Linked DNA regions of Mus musculus: regions 2 and 3 are each linked to region 1. A link is a loop called in an ENCODE intact Hi-C map of the cell type or tissue named here. Cell type or tissue: heart. All regions are shown on one strand. Each heading gives the region's core, and the rest is flanking DNA. Links, peaks and the distances in the headings are about the cores only.

Region 1 (6,269 bases), core at 470-5,469:
CATCAGCAAGTCTAAGGCATGATAAGACTAACTGGCAATATCTGCTTTGGTTCCCACAGCATGCCCCCACGTGATGGACAGGAGTGGGAGGTTTGCCAGGCCTTCTCAGTTCTTTGGGCCACATTTGAGCCACTTGTGGATGGATGACCCTCTAGTAAATTGATCTATTTGCCAAAGCTGTTCCCGCTGTTCATTCTCAATCAAGGGGTGGGCTGCTTAGCTCCTTGTGTCTACAATCAGTCCAGAGTCTGCAACTACTCACCAGTCGAACCCCTCCAACCTCAAGTGACCTCCTTCTGGTACCCAGAAGGCCTGTCGAGCTTCTGGGTGGAGTTCTCACATCACAGGAGCTTCCAGCTAGATGGAGCAAGACCAGCCGGATCTTTCCCCTTTTAGGAAATCCATCCAATTGGAAGCTTCTTCAGACAGGGCTTTTAGGGGAGTGTGGGACCAGTGCTTCAGACGCAGAGGAGACAAGAATGTTCTGGAAGAGATGACAGCCAAGTAGTGGTTGTGTTAAATCCTGCATCATATTTGAAGGGTGGCTTTTTTTTTTTTTTTTTGGTTTGTTTGCGTCAATTACAAACTGCTTTAATGAAAGACACATTGTCTTTCTTATTCGCAGACCTTATATAAGAATAACAAAAATGAGGGCTGGTGAGATGGCTCAGTAAGTAAGAGCACTCACTGCTCTTCTGAAGGTCCTGAGTTCAAATCCCAGCAACCACATGGTGGCTCACAACCATCGTAACAAGATCTGAAGCCGTCTTCTGGAGTGTCTGAAGACAGCTACAGTGTACTTTCCATGTAATAAATAAATAAATAAATAAATAAATAAATAAAAGAAAGAAAGAATGAATGAATGAATAAATAAATCTTTAAAACAAAAACCAAAACAAAACAAAAAAAGAATAACAAAAATGATGACAGACATGGTGTATGAGTTAGAGAACATCGGAACTCAGTCTGACCCGTGCCACTACTCTCTGTGGTTTTTACTAAAGTTTTATTCCCATTTAATAGATGAGGACAGATTTGAGAAGGAATGAAGGGTTTCTCACCACTGAGCTTGTTTTTAGGCCCAGTTCCTAACTGTGGATTTTATGCTTGCTCTTTAAGAAGTAGGGACAACAGAGGTGCAGAGGAACAGGAACATTCTTGTCCCCGTGCATGCTGCATAGTAGGGATCACATAAAGCTAGCTTTCTGGGTTTTTGTTTTTTCGGGGGACAGAGTCTTACTAAGCAGCTCAAGTTGGAATCAAACTCACACTTCTATTTCTATTCTCTCAGGTTCTGGGATTACAGGCAAGTGTCACTACGCCTGGTCCACAAGCTCTCTTGCTTAGGTTCTTGGATAGGCTTTATTCACTGAACTCCCTTCATGCTGATACTTCCTCAATTGGGGGTCTTTAGAATGCAACATGATATCCCAAGCCAAGCAGCCACACAGAGATGCTGTGCTGGCTGAGCCAACATGAGAACTTCATGTCTCTGATGAGGTAGGTTCTTATTCTCAGTATATAATAGTGCATAGGCAACATTGCTTGCCTTGGTCAACTCTAGGGATCACAAAATCAGGTTCTGAGCCTGTGAGACAGCCAAGAAAGTCCAGTTTAGTAAAGGGATGAGGGAAACGCCCTCCTGGGTGGTCCTGGGGAGAGAGGAGCAGCTGCTGCTTTTGTCTGGCAATGCTTTTTCCACTTCAGGGACACAGGCCTGAATCGGAGCCATGGACATTCCTGGTCTTGCCTTAATTCTTGCTAGAGGCCGGTGGTACCAATACACACACACAGGAATTTTTGACAATTCTTGCCTAAAGCTATTTGCTGTTCATCTGGTCACCTTGAAACTATCACCTGGGGAGAGGAAGACAAGAATGTATAGGACACCATTTCTCCAACTAAGTAACTAATATTGTAGGAGAGACAGATTAAAGTTATGTTAGCAATTTTATAGGCTTGTGTGTGTGTGTGCTTTTCAAATGTATCAGTCAACATGTGAAACACACATACACACATGTATATATATACATATATATATATACATGTGTGTATATATATATATATATATATATATATATATATATGTATATATGTATATATATATGTTTTGCAGTTTATCTGTGAAAATATAAAACCATGGAATTTTGATAATTTAGGTGAGGTTCTATATAGCATAGAGTTAGAAAATGTCAGACTATAGATTTGAATTCCTGAGAAATAAAGTGCTGAAAAGGCTACCAGCAAAATCCTGACTAGATATAAATATATGGCATGGGGCATAAATCACCACTGGTCATTTAGTAATTTTTATTCATTTCCCAATAATGTCTTGGGAGCTCATTAGGTGAGGAATCCCATCTATGGCCTCACCGCCTTGAATGTGTCTCCTAATGAGGGTCTCGAGGCAATTAGAAGAAGAGTAACTTCCTCATTGGTGGAAGAGTGAGCTGAAAAAATTAATGAATCCCAATTTAAAATCCTGGTCTGATGAATTAATAAAGAGTTATAAGAACAATTTTTAATAGAAAAATATAATGGAAATTGTGCTTTTTCTGTCTCAGATAAAGCTGCAGACACAGACTGAACTGTTTTGGCTGGCATTTTATCAGCTCAAGACTAGTAACACTGCCTGTCTCTTTATCTTCATGAGCTCCGATTAACCAGTAACTACCAGTTCACAGAACTTCTCAGAAGTTCTGGGGATTGAATCTAAGGCATCAGCAAGCAATCTGCCACAGACACAGAACATTCTTAGCCCAGTTCATTGAACTTCAGTAATCAGGTCTCGGGCAATTACCACTGTGGGACTGGCAGTGAGCTGTGCTCTGGGGATGTAGAGACAAAACAAAACAAAACACCACCCTTATTATTTCAAGAAACTTGCCATCTCAGAAAGGGTGGCCTATCCGAATAAGTGTTTTAGAGCATTTCCTTTTAGATTAGAATGAAACGGTTTCATTGTGGACCACTCTAAGAAAGAGGAGTAGCCACTCAACCTTCAGAGGCTAGAACTGTTGGAGACACTCAGGGTGGGCCTCCTGGAAGATGACTGAGGCTGGGGAAGGCCTTGGCATAAGGAAAGCTCTTCCCAATGCAGTGAGGGGGCTGTCTTAGACCTGGGTCCTGGAGGAAGCAGGAAGCCTGGGAGGCCAACAAGAAGGAGATGGGAAACCTGACCCAGCTGCGAGGAAGATGGAGAGATTATTGGGAAGAGAAAAAAAACTATGTCGGGTTGCTGAAGAATATTAAAAACACAGTAACTTTGACTTAAGAAACGGGCGCTGCTAGATAAACCTCTTCTCTGGCCAGTCTCTTGGAAAGGACTCTGAAGGCACAGCTAACCAAACAACCATTGCTCCTGGCAAGGGCTTTCCACCAGGTGAATGGTTTGCCATATTTCCGATTCCAGGAACTGGCTGCAATAACACTTATGCAATGATAGAGTGCACAGGGCCCGCCTCCAGGCGCCTGGCTGCGGGAGAACTTGGCAAGCCTGGGCTCCTCTGCTGCTGAGTGGAAAGTCCAGCTTTCCTGCTTTGCCCGAACTTCCCTTGGATGGCGGGCTTTAGGGGAAGTCAGAGAAGGCTGTGTGGGCCGAGCCTGAGCTTTGGCAGGGAAGACCAGGAGGGTATGCAAGACGAGAGAGGATCATCCTTTAAACTTATTATGTATTAGTATTAGCAGCAGCAGCACTAGCAGCAGTAGTATTAGCATTAGATAAGCAGGACACATAGTATTTGTGAAAGTTCAGTTGCCTTCTGAAGGCTATGGACAGAGTGAGGACTTGGGAGCTAAAACAGTCTTCACAAAGACCTTAGGGAGGTCACCCAACATCTCCAACCCTCTGTGTCCTTGTGTGCACACTGGGAACCACACCTTACCAGTCTACGAGGCATAATGAACGACAGCAGCTAGGACCTTCCTCAGCATCGCAGTAAATGTTAGTTGGTGGCTAAAAGCAACACAGCTCTTTAATAACTGTCAAGTGGTTGGGGACAAAGGAAGGCAGAAGGCCATCCATCCTCTCAAAGGACAAGTAAGGAGTGCATCTGCTTCAACAAAGGCACACACACTTGATAGGCTAGGATGAGTCTTAGTTTCTGAATAGTTGCAGACCAAGTGTATGCGAATCAGCTCATTCTCAGAATAGGGGACTTTCCAATCCAAGGTATCCCGGTGGCTTAATGTGAGCTTGTTGCTGCTACTGCGTCTAATTCAGTGCTATTGCCTCGCCAAGAGCTCCTGTGAGGGAAAGAGATGCTTCATCTGTGTTCCTTCAGAACCTTTGGGCATCTTCCTTTTTTTTTTTTTTTTTTTTACAAAATCTGTTCATAACAGATTAGCCATGTCTATTCAGAACTGGAAGCAGCATAAATCACCACTGATAGACAGGAGAATAAATACTGTTCGGTATTATTTCATAACACTACCTCAGTACTAAATGGCATAAATTCTCAATTTCATGCAGTAAGAAAGAATAAAAAAAATCATAGATACGCTTTTAACTACCAAAAATTATTGAGGAAAATGAGACAGAAGATAAATTCAGTTTATAGATAGTCAAGGTCTGAAAGCCAAAGCTATGGTAACTAAAAATCCAGGTTGATGGCTAGCTGAGCCCTGAGTGCTGAAGGCAGAAACTTACGAGATGTTGTCAGTGATTCTGGGAGCATTTTGAAATTGAATGACATTGTAATTCTGGGTTCCAGCATGACATGATGGGGTATGTCTGTAAACCTAGAATGTGGGAAGCTGAGACAGGAGAATTTCCAGTTGGAGACAAATCTGGGCTATAGTCCAAACTGTGTGAAACATAAGAAAAGCTGGTTAGGAAAGGAAGGTCTTAACACTCACCAGATCATTTGTTTAAAATCTGTTCATTTTAATTTATGCAAACTGTTACCTCAGTGATGTGTGTTTCAATGCAATTCAAAGTATGTTCTCATAATGGAATATTTATCAGATATAAAAACAAGTTAGCTACTGACTGATTCATGCAACACCCACCATTGGGTTAAATCACCTACCAAGAGCAGGCAGTGGTTCGTAGCATTCACATGAATTTGTTTAATGAGCAAAATCCAACAAAGGTGCTGAAGTCTGATCATTGGCTGACTGGTTTTGGACAGTGTGAGGAGACTGAATAGAAAGGAGAGTGGCATATATTCCTAGGACAGTGGAGACTTTTCTCATCATTAAACTGATCTGTTTGCAGGCTCCCGTGTTTGTGTAGTCTGTGTAGATTATACATTTGTTGTTGAGGCAACTGGACTTGTAAATTAGCGTCACATCCTTTGCTTCTTTTAATTTACTTTTTATTATCTTATGTGTATGTATAGCCTGCACGTGTGTATGTATGCCACATGCAAGTCCCTTGTTTTATAGGTCAGGGAACCGTGGCTCCAGGGTATCACATGGTTCACCAAATTTGTATGCCTGGGGACCCCAATCTAGTTACCCAGATGTGACTTTCGGTCAGTTACTAGCTCTCTCTGAGGAGGTGTGTGTGCCCCTTCTTGCATACATGTAGGAAATGCCCTGTGGAGGACCCCTAGGGGCTGGGCAGTAGATGGGATTTTGTCACTGAGTGTGAACATCCTGTGACCGACCTGGCGTGGATGTTTTGTGCCTGGGTGCAACTGTGTGGGATAAATGCTCAGACGAGGAGGCTCCCTTGCTCTCCACCCTGGCTGTGTGGGAAGGAATTCTGGGTCACAACCACAGCCAGTAGAATACCAGCAACATGTTCTTCAGCGACGACGTGCGCCCACACAATCTACCAGCAAGCCCTTAGTCTTAGACAAAGGGTTCTATCGAGAATTAGCCAGGGACTTCCTCATGGCCATCCTGTGGCCTCTCCTCATCCTCCAGTCTCTTTGGCAGTACCCTGCACTGTTATGCAGGAACATCTGGGGTCCTGATCACACATGCTCTGTTCCAGTCAGAAACAAGCCTGTCTTTCCAGCTAGCTAGGATGCAAGCTAATTTAGGTCATCCTGGTTGATCATTTTTTTCAGGCTGTTGTGTGGGATAATGGGGATATCCATTGACATCTTATTTTTATAAAGGTAAAGTGGGCCTCTCACTTTATAGAGCAACAAGTGATTTCCCCATTGCTCCTCTTGGGGGGATGGTGAGCTTGAAACCTCACTCTGTTGTCTCAAATTGGTGCTGCTGCTTGTTAACGGCTGATCTGAGGGGCCTTTGAGGTTTATATCTAAGTGCTGGTGAGACCAGTCAAAGAAAACTCTTTCCCAAGGAGAAAG
Region 2 (6,269 bases), core at 305-5,304, 75 kb after region 1:
CAAATCCTAGATTCTGTAACTACTTTTGAAGTATATAATTCTTTTTCTAAGACTTGGTTTTTAAAGACTGATGATGAGGACCATGATATAAAATGCTGTCTGAGGGCTGGGGAGATAGGCCAGCAGCTAAAGTCCTGACTGTACAAGCAGCAGGTTTGACAACAGGAGTCCAGGTCCCCAGAATCCACAGCAAAGCAGAATGGGCATGATAACTAGTTCTCTCGTGAAAGGTGGAGTCAGGAGACCCTGGAATAAGATACAGAGCTGCATGCAGCTTATCAGGGAACTCTATTTAGCGGAAAGAATGAAATGGAGAACTAAGGAAGACTTCAGATGTCAGCCTTGGACCTTCACACACACTCCCACACACATGACCTTCACACACACACCCATGCACATTTGCACAGTATATATACAGCACAAACACATACACACTGTACAAGAAAAAGAAAAAAAATGTTACCAAGATTCTAGAAAAGGTACCTTAAATTAGCCTCTCCCCCCTCACCCCCCCCCCCGTCTCTTCCTCTTGTCATCTCTACACACACACACACACACACACACACACACACACACACACACACACACACGTTTCTTCCCATTTTCCATACTTGGAACCCACCAAGCGCCACCTGAGAGTGGCAGCCCCAGAAAAATTTCATTTCAAAGATCTCAGATATGTAATCATGTTCACAGGTACTGAATTAAAGCAACATTATCTGAGTTGCAGAGCTGAGCTTGGTGAGAGAATTTGTGTTTGAGACCTGTTCTGACATACACCATCTGACACCCTTTGCATGTCAATGACCTCTCAATCCTGCTTTTCATTTGCATCCAATTAAGTTAACAAGATGCCCAGACCCTTCTTGAAGCAGGTGTGTCTTTTTCTTATCTATGTTTTTGACATCTGTTAGAACATTTGGCTTTCGGGAGTGCTAATGATGTGAATCACAAGACTCTCTTCTAAAGTGTTGGATGTACTAATTTTCTTAATCCTTAGAATACCCCTATGTAGGAGGCATTCTCAAGTTTTAATAAGTATGTGGGAAGTGGAATACCACTAACCTATAGGTAAATTGAATCAAAAGTGATATTAAGCAGAAGTAATTTGTAGGCTTCAAGTGCTATAAAAAGATAAGGTTACATTTTAGTCCCCCTCCCCTTTGTCACCAATGAGGACAGGTGGACAATGTATAATTATTGTACAAGCCAGGGCTCCCCACACTGTTTCACTGAGGCCTGTGAAGGAGATAATAACAGGTTTATTTTGTAGATTTGGAAATGGAAGTTCAGATAAGTTTTTTAAGTTAAGTAACCTTTTGGTAACGGCTGTCCAATCGCTGAGTCGAAAAGTGTTGGTTCCAGACAAACTCAGGAATTTCCAAAGCCCTGGTGTTCCAGGTCTGACCAGTAAAGAAGGAATGGAGAGGAGAATGAGATGGGGTCCTTTAGTTAGTTTTAGGGCTCTAGGCCTGAGCTGAAAAGGAATTTAAAAATGTCAGAAGAAAGTCTGGAGCTCTCAGCCCTCGACAAACACCATTCAAATGTCTCTTATCTGGGCATTCAAAGCAGATGTCCCCAGAGGACCTCTGTTCCAAGGAAAAGGCCAGTGGTGACTGCTAGAAACTGGTGAGGTCAATAAGAAGACTGTTATTTCCAAAGAAATCCAAGAGGGCAGGCAGAAGACAGAAGGAAGACACGTGTGCATGGGCTCAATATGATTGCAGTGCCCAACTCCCGTTTTTGATTCTTTACAAAACAGTGCAGGGTGATGGTGGTGGTGGTGGTGGTGGTGGTGGTGGTGGTGCTGGTGCTGGTGGTGCTGGTGGTTGTGGTGGTGGTTGTGGTGGGGTTATGGTGATAATGGTGGTGGTGGTGGAATACAGGTTTGAATCTTAGGTAGCAGCTTATAGTCTATAGTGTCTCATGTAGGCTAGACTGTGAAGTTAACTCAAACATGTGAAGTTGGCCTTGAATGCCTGAGTCTTCAACTTTCATATCTCATGAGCTGGAATTATAAGCATATACTAGATTTTTCTTTTGTTACCATAACAAATAACTGGAAAAAAACTGATTTGAAAAGAGGGATAATTCTTTTTGGCTTATGGCTTTTAGAGGTTTCAGAAAGTCTGCTGGTTCTGTGCATGGGCCTGAGATGAGACTGAAGATTATGGCCATAGTAAATTGCTGTACTGTTTGATGAACAGGAAATGGGGTGGGGCGTAGTAAGGAGAGGGAGGAGGGAAAAAGAGAAAGAGGCAGGAGTCGAGACATATTTTTCTATGGCCCACTCCTAGTGACCTTCATCCTCTAAGTCACAGGTCTTACATTTCACCACCCCCTAACAACTCCACATTACCATGACTATCCAGAGGGATTAATCCTTTGAACATGTCAGAACTCTTAAAAATCCAATCACTTCTCCAAACCCCAGTGCATGACCCCTAGGAGAAAATGCCACATTCAAACCCTGACATGGCATATGGGGACCAGTATTGAACTCTAATTTGCTCTCAGATTTTGGGCTATCCCAAATCCTTCCCTCCAGAGGATCTCATGTTCCTGAAGGGGCTGACAGTTGGCTGGGCCAATGGATGCACCCAGGCTGTTCGTGCTCTGTAATCTAAAGCCTTGGTTATTTTTTAATCCTAACTTCCCACACGCCAGGGAGGGTGGCTCAGGTCCAACTTTAGGGCACATTCCTGACATTTCTAAAGCAATATTCATTCATGCCAGATAGGTGCTCGGCCCTCTAGCCAGGGACTTTTGCAGGCTTTTGCATGCTGCTGTAGGCTCTGTGTTAAATACTCCAGCTGTCTAACTCATGTGATTAAGTGGTGTGGGGCATGGCAGATGGGAGTGGGGTACAGAGTGGTGGTGGAGGTGGTGGGGATGGGGGTGAAGGGTAGAGGTGGTGGTGGTGGAGGGTTGGGGATGAAGGTGGAGGGTGGAGGTGATGGGATCAGAAATGGGGGGGGTCTTTGCTTGCAGTTACTCACTTCTCTAAAGTGAGTAACTTCTGTCCTCTGTATAAAAGGCACCTACAGGCTTGGGTTTTTACCTGGAATAAATCTGCTTATTTCTTTGAGTACTTGGGATGCCTGGCCCGTGACGAACACTAAGTGAATAAGGCTATCTTCAGGATTTCTTGCCAATGTTTTTTTTTTTTTTTATACAGGAGGAAATGGATTCTCAGACAGGTTAAGTAACACACTCAGGATGCTAGGGCAAGCATACGGCAGGAAGCCAGGCAAGTGCGTAAGGATATTGTGACTTCATTTCAACCTGGGACCTGGCAATGCCTGGACAACGTCCCTTCCTTGTCTTGGTCAGTTTCTGCCTCAATCTGAGGCAGGCTTCTAAGAAAGGATGCAGAATATATACAAGCTGGCTCTTCAGGATAGCTCTAAAACCAATTCTACTCTGTCTCCTTCGTCACCAGTATTCTTACCACCAGCTAGTCCCCAGGTCCCCTAGAGCCAAGAAACTGCTGAGCAGGGAGTAGAAGCACAGAAGAGTAGAAGACAGAGGGATTGTCCTGCAATGGCAGCTGCCATTTTACCTTGTGTGGGTAGTATTCAAAACACTCCACACATCGCCCCCCCCCCCATGACTCAACAAAAATTTCCAGTGTTCCTTCTTGTGTCTGGGGACTCTCCCTATACCACAGTCTGCTCCAGCAATAGTCCATTCCCCTTCCTTTAGTCTTTTTTGTTAAGATAGATTAAAAAAAAACTGATTTAGGCCATCTTTATTTTTAATTTGGTTGTAAGTATGGCCATCATGACACACTGATATAATTGGAAATGACAAAATCTCCTCAGGGTCGGTCGCTTGAATGTAGACGAGCCACTATGACAAAAGGAAACTGCCAGTGATCCAAACTGCACTGTCAGTCTTTCCTATTCACTGCTCTTTTGAAAACAAACAAACAAACAAACAAACAATCCAAAAAACAACAACAACAAGAACAACAAAATGCAAGACCAAAACAAAACCATGACTAAATAATCAAAGTGGCCTATTAAATTTAGATATGAACTGTCTGATGAGAGAAACTGTATTTTATAGACATGATGGTCTCACAATGAGGTTCAAAGTAAAGCTATGATTAATAGAACGGGATGAGGATGAGGCAGTAAATGGATTTGATGTATGAATTCTCCATATGATTGAAATTATGAGAAGTTCATCTTGAGGCACATAAAGAGGGTAAGTCAGATTACCTAAATACAGTGGTGATGTGAAAATCTGCAACCACAAATTGCATAGTTTTTGGCAATGACAGTCTAGAAGAGACGATGAAACAAAGACCCAAAGCTCAAAACTTACAGTTTTAATGTATCTACAACTTAGTTCAGTCCAGCGGTGTGGGGGTGAGTTTTCTGTACAATCATACTAATTGAACCATTTAACATCTAATAAGTCAGATATGTAGCTCATAACTCATCCTTAGCTAGATAGGATTGACCCTGTATTTTTTTTTGAAATTGTAAAAGTCATTTTCTTAACCCTATTAGCACCAAATAAATAAAGTAAGAGCAAAATGAATGCAGGCTTGCTATGTTCTCAATCTCAGGACGCTGGCAAGCCATTCTTCCTTAGGTCAAAGGTAGGTTAATAAAAAGCAAAACAAAAGATGCTGCCCTGAACAGTGGATGCTAAAAGTCACTTAAGTTCTTACATAAATTGTCCATAGAATTTTCTTCCAAAACCCATTTTCTTTGAATGTATGCTGTGACTTTAGTCATTGGCCAATCATTGACTAAGTGAGACACTAGGGGCATGAGACACAGCTCATGCCTTCCACCAGGGTGGGACACATGTGCTGAGTTTATCAATAGACTTGCCCTACTATGTAGAGGAAGTGACAATCTGTTTTCTTCTTCTTCTTCTTCCTTTCTGGATAAGTCTTGGATATGGTTGGTCCTCAAGCTTGCCTGTCAGTGCCTCACTGGACTGAGGAAAGTGCTTCAGATGACTAGTGGTTGGCAAACTAAAAGTGGGTTTGGAATCACCTTTATCTGTTTGCATGTTTACCGAAGAGGCAAGCACAGAGTGGATGTCTATCAGAAACTGTGTTCAACACTAATTTTAGCCCGAGTTCATATAAAATTGGTGGAAATTGGTTTGTTGAGTCATCAACGCATTCAGCAGATGTCTTACTAATTCATTCAACAAATGCCTTATCAAGCTCCATAATGGGTGCTGTCTGGAGGACTTGGATTTAAAGGGGCAAATAAAACATTCTCTGTGTCCTCACGTAGCTTGTGGACATGAAGAATGCCTGGCTCCGTCATCTCAGCCTGACCTCTTGTGCTCTGAGAGCCTCATTCCTCTGGAGACTTTACAAAACAGGCAGGTCATCCAGCCCCAGACTCAACACTGGGATGCATCTTGCTTTTGAAGAGAGACTAGGCCGACTCCTCACCTGGCACAAAGCCTCCTTTCTGCCTCTCAGCCTCTTTGTGCCCTCTTATCTCATCCCATCTAGAGATCTCTGCTTCCAGGCATTTGCTTGGGGCTTTACTTGGGCCCATTGTAGCACACTCCTCTTTTTTTTTTTTTTTTTTGCTAGTACCTTCTTGGCCTTCCACTTTTTTCTCTGAGATCTTAGTGCATCCATGACATTATTTCCCTAAGTGTCCCTTCCAGGATCCACTGTATCATTCTCAATGTTCTGTCTTGTCTCCTTCTTGTCTCATGACCTTTTTGCTATGTCTGATTTGAACTGATGACCCATGTTTTATCACGGGACCCATCTGGCCCCAATTTGATACTCTTCGAAGGTGCCTTTTACCTGCTTGGGCCATTGTTATGTGTTCTAGGAGGATGATCACACAGTCAGCCCACAGCTTGTATTACGAATAGGGCACAGTGAGAAATCTTCAGCCTAAAATGGTAACAAAGAAAAGTCCTTTGTCAGCTCAGTTAGCACCGGTGGCCCAAATAGGGTACAATGTGATTTCTTCGTAACTCTGGACATTTGAGAGTTAGGATCTCCTGATCTATTTAACCTTAGGGAATTTTCCCTAGAACGTTCTTCACAAATTGGAAAGTCAGGGCCATTAATTACACCACCGGACAGCAGGGAAGCCGAGGAGGAGAAATCAATGAAAGGGATTCTTATCATAAGCGCCCTCTCTAATTTGGGGAAACTGAAGTCCCTGTATGTTTTTTCAATAAGCACTCCGTCAGAAGCCCGCTCACCCTGACAGGCTTTCATGAGTGCAGCAAGAACAACCTCTGGACGCTGGCCTGCCACAGTC
Region 3 (6,269 bases), core at 823-5,822, 69 kb after region 1:
CAAGGCAACTTATAAATGAAAGCATTTAATTTAGAAATTCATAATTCCAGAGGGTTAGAGTCATGATGGGGAACATGGTAATGTACAGGCAGTCACAGTGTTTGCAGCAATAGCTGAGAGATTACATCTGATCTACCAGCAGCAGGGGAAGAGAGAGAGAGAGAGAGAGAGAGAGAGAGAGAGAGAGAGAGAGAACTAACTTGAAATAGTGTGGGCTTTTGAACCTCGAAGCTCACCCCTGGTGAAACACCTTCTCCAACAAGCCTCACTTCTAAATCCTTCCCAAACAGTTCCAACTCTTGTAGATGGAACACTCAAATATCTGGTTTAGGAGGGTGTTCTCATTCAAATTGCCACACCATGACATTTTTTTTCCTTAATCTTCTAGGTTAATGACTTGATTCCCCCCCCCATGACCCATGTATTATTTGTCCCTTACATTAATTTTAAAAATTTTTGACAAATATAGTCATTTGCATTTCCAGTGACCCTTGACTATTGGTTTCTCAGAGTACTTCTTGAATTTCTTAGAGAAGCTGATTGAATATAGTTTGAAAAATTCTACTCCTTTTCTTGCTTATTTTTATTCCTTCTTAAACTTTGTTCAGTTCTTAATCTTTGTTAAGTTTTAGTTGGCTTTTATTCTGTGTCTATTTCTTTCTTCTCAGCTTTCCTCAAATGTTGACCAAATGTTACTGTTATTAAAGACTCTTGTGCAATAGCAGAGGCAGCAGGCATGGGTTTCCCTGGTAACTCAGAAGGCTGACCTTCCCAGCAAGCCTGTTCCCCAGATGGGAGAGCCACTGGGGAGATCTGTGTCGAGGAATGGGTCTTGTTGAGTGATAAGTTTGCCTTTACTACAGATGGTGGGAGCATATAAGTTTACCTGTGAGCTCAGTTTCTGCAGTGAATAGACATTGGAATGGGGGATTATATAATTATATGTGTACTTATAATGTATAATTATGAGTTTATATGTTTATATGTTAATTTATAAATATATGAAATATATAATGTATAATATAATTATAGAGATTCCTGAAGAGTGAAAAGCAAGTTAGGCCTAGGTAGGGCCTGAGAACTCAGTGCAGGGCGTCAGCAGAAGGCGGCAAGTTTGTAAGCAGTATCGCTTGATGACAGCCCAGGGAAAGCCTCTGGATGGCCATGGTGAGGGAATCAAGACCAAATTGGGCAAGACAATAACCTGTGTGGTTCCGTGCCCTACCTGTGCCTCACAACGCCATTTGCTTTTACTCTTCAGGAACCTCTGTAAGTCTCTCTACTGTGTGGCAGTAATTCTCCTTCCTGAAAACGACAACATCCAAGACTTATGTAGTCTGTTTTAGGATCTTACCAGAATTTAGGATGCCCTGTCTGCCACTTCAAACTACAACCCTGAAGTTCCTAGACTAAACCTTATTAAATTTAAAAGAGCTTTGTGCACCTAGTCTGTTTGGAAGCTTGCTTTCCTTTTACTTGCTCATTCATGTTGGTGGGGGCCTCTCCTTAGGACTCCAGTAAAGGTATCCTATACACTGTCACCTGCCTCCTTGTGTAACTTCTCAGTTCTCTGGTCTTTGAGCTGCACCTGTAGCAGATGCACGGTGACTACCCCAGACTATACATGCACTCATACTTACTCAGGGACCATGGGAATCTACCCAAGACTATGCATGCATGCACATCCACTCAGGGACCATGGCACTCCAAGCAGTGACTGCCAAAAACTGCATGTATGCATGCTCACCCAGGGACCATGGGACTCCAAGGGGACATGATGCAACTTTAGCTTTCTGGGAATTAAAGCATGATGATGAGGACAGACATACAGACATACAGGTAGACATTTCTAGAAGGATATAAACAGAATGGATACAGAACCTGGAAACATTGTACTTAAGGGGTGATTATATTTATGCCAGTCTTGAAGGGCAAATAGGGGCCCTCAGGAAGTGCCTGACATATAAGAGCTTTCCAGAAAGAAAAGACAGTAACAAAAGCAGGATGCCGGGAGAAAGGAAGGGGCCAGGACACATGCAGAGTACCAGCCTGGTGAAGCATTTTGCATTTCTTTCTGAGATGAAAGAAGATTGGTTGAAGCATTGAGTTCTGGGTCTGATGGGAAGTCTACAGATCTTGGATATATTAGAGAAGACAAAATCCTGGAAATCTGAGACATGAGTATAATATGCCAAGGCATTATGTTGAAGATTCAATAGGAACAAAAGCTGCAGTGAAAGGATATTGTGGTGATGTTTATTTTTATTTTTATTTTTTTGTGAAGTTGACACAAGCTAGCGTCATCTGGGAAGAGAAGCCTCAACTGAGAAAATTCCTCAATCAGATGGCCTATAGGCAATTCTATAGGGCACTTTCTTGACTGATGATTGATATGGGAGTGTCCAGACCACTCTAAATGGTGCCATCCCTGCTTAGGTAGTCCTGGGTTGTAGAAGAAAGCAGGCTGAGCAAAGCCATGGGAGCAAGCCAGTAAACAGTACTCCTCTGGTCTCTGCTTCAGCTCCTGCCTCAGTTTCCCTTAGATGAACTGTAATGTGAAAGTGTAAGCCAAATAAACCTTTTCTCCCCCAATCTGCTTTTGGTCAGGGTGTTTATCACAGTAGTAGAAAGCAACATAGAACAGAAGAACTTGGCAAATGGCAAAACGAACAGATAGAATATGGCAGCCTCTTGGAGGGAAGGAAAAAGAAAGTTTGCTGAGGTCCCTTCATGCCAGGGCTTTAGGATCTGACGAATGCATGAAAAGACATGAGTGAAACTGGCTCCATTTCGGAGAGCCATGATACCAACTTCCTTCTCAGGAAATCAACTGGGAGTAGAATGTTCTGGAAAGATACATGAGATCAGCTTCTTGTCATGTTTGGATTAATTTTTAAAAATTGGATTAGCATCCAACTGAAATGAATGTCAACCATTAGGAATGCATCTTTGGATGTGAGTGATTTTGATATGAACCAAATGTGATCATCTTGTGGCTTTTATTTATGCAGAACCATTTTACTTTAACTCTTAGGAGCCCTCAGAGGAAGGTTCACATCCCATTTGTTTTGTCCTGGCGATTTTCTGCTTTCTGTTCCTAACCTATTTGGGATCACACACACACACACACACACACACACACACACACACAAACACGGAAAAAGAGAATAGGTTTGTCCTTAATCTGAGTACCTTCTCTGTGTTAGGAATGTTCCACTAAAATTACTGCCTTGACTCTCACTACTACATTAAGAGCAAGAATCATTATCTCTTTCAAAGATTCAGAACCTCATTTCAAAAAGAGTCTCTAATATAGTAAACTGAAGTAGTGGGTTCAAATCCAGACCTAGATATTGGATTGAGTGCCTACTATGTATGACCTGACACTATACCTATGTTGTTTCATTTAATCCCCTAAACAAAGGGCTTAGATCAGATAAACAAGAAGAGGCTTAGCAAGATGAAATAACTTCCCACCAAGCACTCACTAGAGACAGATACCCTGAAGTTCTTTTTTCTTCTTTATTTCCTTTGTTATACTCATTAGGAAGTGCTAAGAAGTTTAAGATATTATAGATTGTTGTTGAAAAAACCCTACTGGATGCTATTTGAATAGTTTTTAAGTGTAGCAGCAAAGTTCCCTGTTTATGTGAGGACCTATGGAAGTGGCCACTAGGAAGGCAGAAGCTAGCCAGGCTCCTTATATGTTGGGTAAAATCATTTTACTTCAGCCAACAGTTTGGTTGGGCGTGACTATTTCTGCTTCCTAAATGGCTAATCTGAATTTCAGAAGAGGTGATTATAAGGGTTTCTGCCTGGGTCTGCCTGTCCCAGAGCCATGGCTTTTCCAGGACAGCACTGACACTTTAAGACCAGCTATTTGGAAGCAGGCTCTGCCGTTGGTATTTCACTTGGCCCATAGCATTTCCCTAGGTAGGTGGTGAATAATTGTCCTTTGATTAAATTTACAGATGGTTCTAAATTGGGTCCTCAGTAAACATGAGCAACATTTAAAAACCTGATATAAATGATCCAAAATGAGGGAGGTTAGAAGTGCAGACAGGAAATAACATGATGGGCCTGATTACCACATGGGATATTCTGGATTAAAATATCTGGGCAGGTCAAAGTGAAGCAGGCTTTAACATAAGCACCTTTCAGTAGCTCTGAGCTCTGCAGAAGGGCAGGAGCGTTCGCTGCAGCCAATTTCTTCATGGACAGATGAGGAGACTCGGAGAGAAGCAGGAAATTATCTAAGGCCATAGTCAAATTACAGCAGAGCTGAATAAAAACCATGTCTCCTGCCTAGTAACCAATGTCTCCTGTCATTACATCCATCAATGGCGGCATGGATCGGGGAATCAAAGGGACTTAAGTCTAACTTCACCATTGAGATGCTGGGGTCTTTGAGGTCTACTTATCCTGTTCGGAAGCCAGCTTTTTTATCTGACAAAGTGGCAAATGAATACATATTCCTTATGGCTATTTGGAAAACTGATGCTATCAGGTTTGGCATATGGCATGTAGAGGTTCAGAAAAGATTGTTATCTAAAAAGAGCAGAGAAATACCTTATTTTCCTCCAGCAATGGTCTCTTTCATGAATGCCCATAATTCCATGCATGAATGCATGCTGCAAGCTCTGGAGGAAGATTAGCAGTAGATACAATGGAGCAGTTGTGTGGTGTGATGCAGATATATTTGACAGGTTTTTCAAATACACAGACCACAAGTAAATCAAAGAGGACCTACTATGTACGAGGTAAGCCTTATGTTTCCTACATGGATCAGACCACAGAGGATTCAGGAGGGCAGAACAGAGTGATGTTAGCTTTCACTGAGGCCAACTGGGAAGGGAAAAGAATGAAATAGGACAAGATCTCAGAAGAGTCCTTCACAGAGGAGAGATTTGAGGAATTATTTCTGCATTGTGTGCTGGACCATTTGGGAAATGGGACCACTCTTAAATTCTTCATCTTGTTTATATGACAAGATATTTAAAAGGAAGCGTTGGCCAAGACAACCATAAAGAAGATATGGCTTTAAATTGGTTCAGTAGTTTTTGGGTGCTATATCCACATCCAGGAGATAAAAGATTGGAGACTGACCAAGAGACAAAAAGATAACAGGAGATTTTTAGGGTGGTGATATGGCTCAGTGGGTAGAGGTGCCAGCTACCAAAACTGATGACCTGAGATCAATGGTGGAAGGACAGAACTGGCTTTCAGACATTGTTCTCTTTCCTACACACATACACACCCTCCCTCCCACAGACTGACTACAGCAAGTGCATACACATATATACAACCACATGGTGGAAGAATAGAGCTGTCTCCCAAAAGTTGCCCTCTTTCCTACACACACACACACACACACACACACACACACACACACACACACACACACACAGTAGGAGGTGTGGGGGAGAGAGACAGAGACATAGAGTCACTATGGCAAGTGCACACACATAAATAAAAATGCAATAAAATCTTTTTGAAAATAGGACTTGTAAAGACTGTGTCTCTGGCGTGAGGAGCAGTTAGAATCCCTCCTTCAAGGGGAAGACCTGGGGTCAAGCCATGCTCTCATTTCTTCAAAACAAGAGTAAGGTCCTCCATAGAGCCAGAGGTCGATAATGGCCTCTGAAATGAGGGTGACATAGAGGACTGGTTCTGATTCCTACCTGGTTGAGCAGCCAAGAGCTTAGAGCTTGGCAGAGTGACAACAGAGAGGGAGAGGCATGGCTTTTATGACACATGGCAGGGTCTCTTTGTCTTTGAAGGAAGAATAGTGTTGTATTGTGGATATATACACACAGTTATGTGTGTGTGTGTACATACGTATATATATATATACACACATTATACACATATATAATTATATATATATAATATATTATACATATTATGCATATGATATATACATATATATTTTATCCACGCATTTGTTGAATAGAGTCCCAAATAAAGCTGGATTCAGTATTTTTATTTATTTCTACTTTTAAGTGTGTGCGTGTGTGTGTGTGTGTGTGTATGTCAGTCAGTCAGTCAGTCAGTCTGTCTGTCTGTCTTTGTTGGGGTTACATGCATGTGAGTGCTGGTCCCAGAGGGAAGGCAGAGGGAATCGAATGCCTTGGGTCACAGGCAGTTGTAAGCCACTCTACATGGTTGCTCGGAACTGAACTCAGATCTCTGCAAGAGCAGTAAGTGCTCTCAACCACTGAGCCGTCTCTTCGGTCCCCAGATCCAGTATCTTGGCTCTCATGAACAAT

The links. Peaks named below come from ENCODE experiments on the same cell type or tissue, not always from the same donor. Only the 100,000 strongest peaks of a DNase experiment are listed, where the experiment ranks them.
Region 2: a loop joins it to region 1, with 2.0 times the contacts of the local background. A loop is called at or near these places in 4 of 42 quality-filtered maps.
Region 3: it touches region 1 in a loop (2.8-fold over the local background); 4 of 42 quality-filtered maps call a loop at or near these places.

The regions. Positions count from the first base shown.
Region 1 is chr4:105,325,528-105,331,796 of GRCm38, forward strand. No RefSeq gene overlaps it. Among named protein-coding and RNA genes, the nearest start is that of Gm40217, 9.5 kb to the left of the region's middle. In heart, for the core only: a CTCF peak has its summit at 3,484; DNase peaks (open chromatin) are centred at 1,674 and 3,464.
Region 2 is chr4:105,400,640-105,406,908 of GRCm38, forward strand. No RefSeq gene overlaps it. Among named protein-coding and RNA genes, the nearest start is that of Gm40217, 85 kb to the left of the region's middle. In heart, for the core only: no CTCF peak of the experiment used is centred there; DNase peaks (open chromatin) are centred at 1,582, 2,732 and 3,262; H3K27ac peaks cover 224 bases.
Region 3 is chr4:105,393,802-105,400,070 of GRCm38, forward strand. No RefSeq gene overlaps it. Among named protein-coding and RNA genes, the nearest start is that of Gm40217, 78 kb to the left of the region's middle. In heart, for the core only: no CTCF peak of the experiment used is centred there; a DNase peak (open chromatin) is centred at 3,850.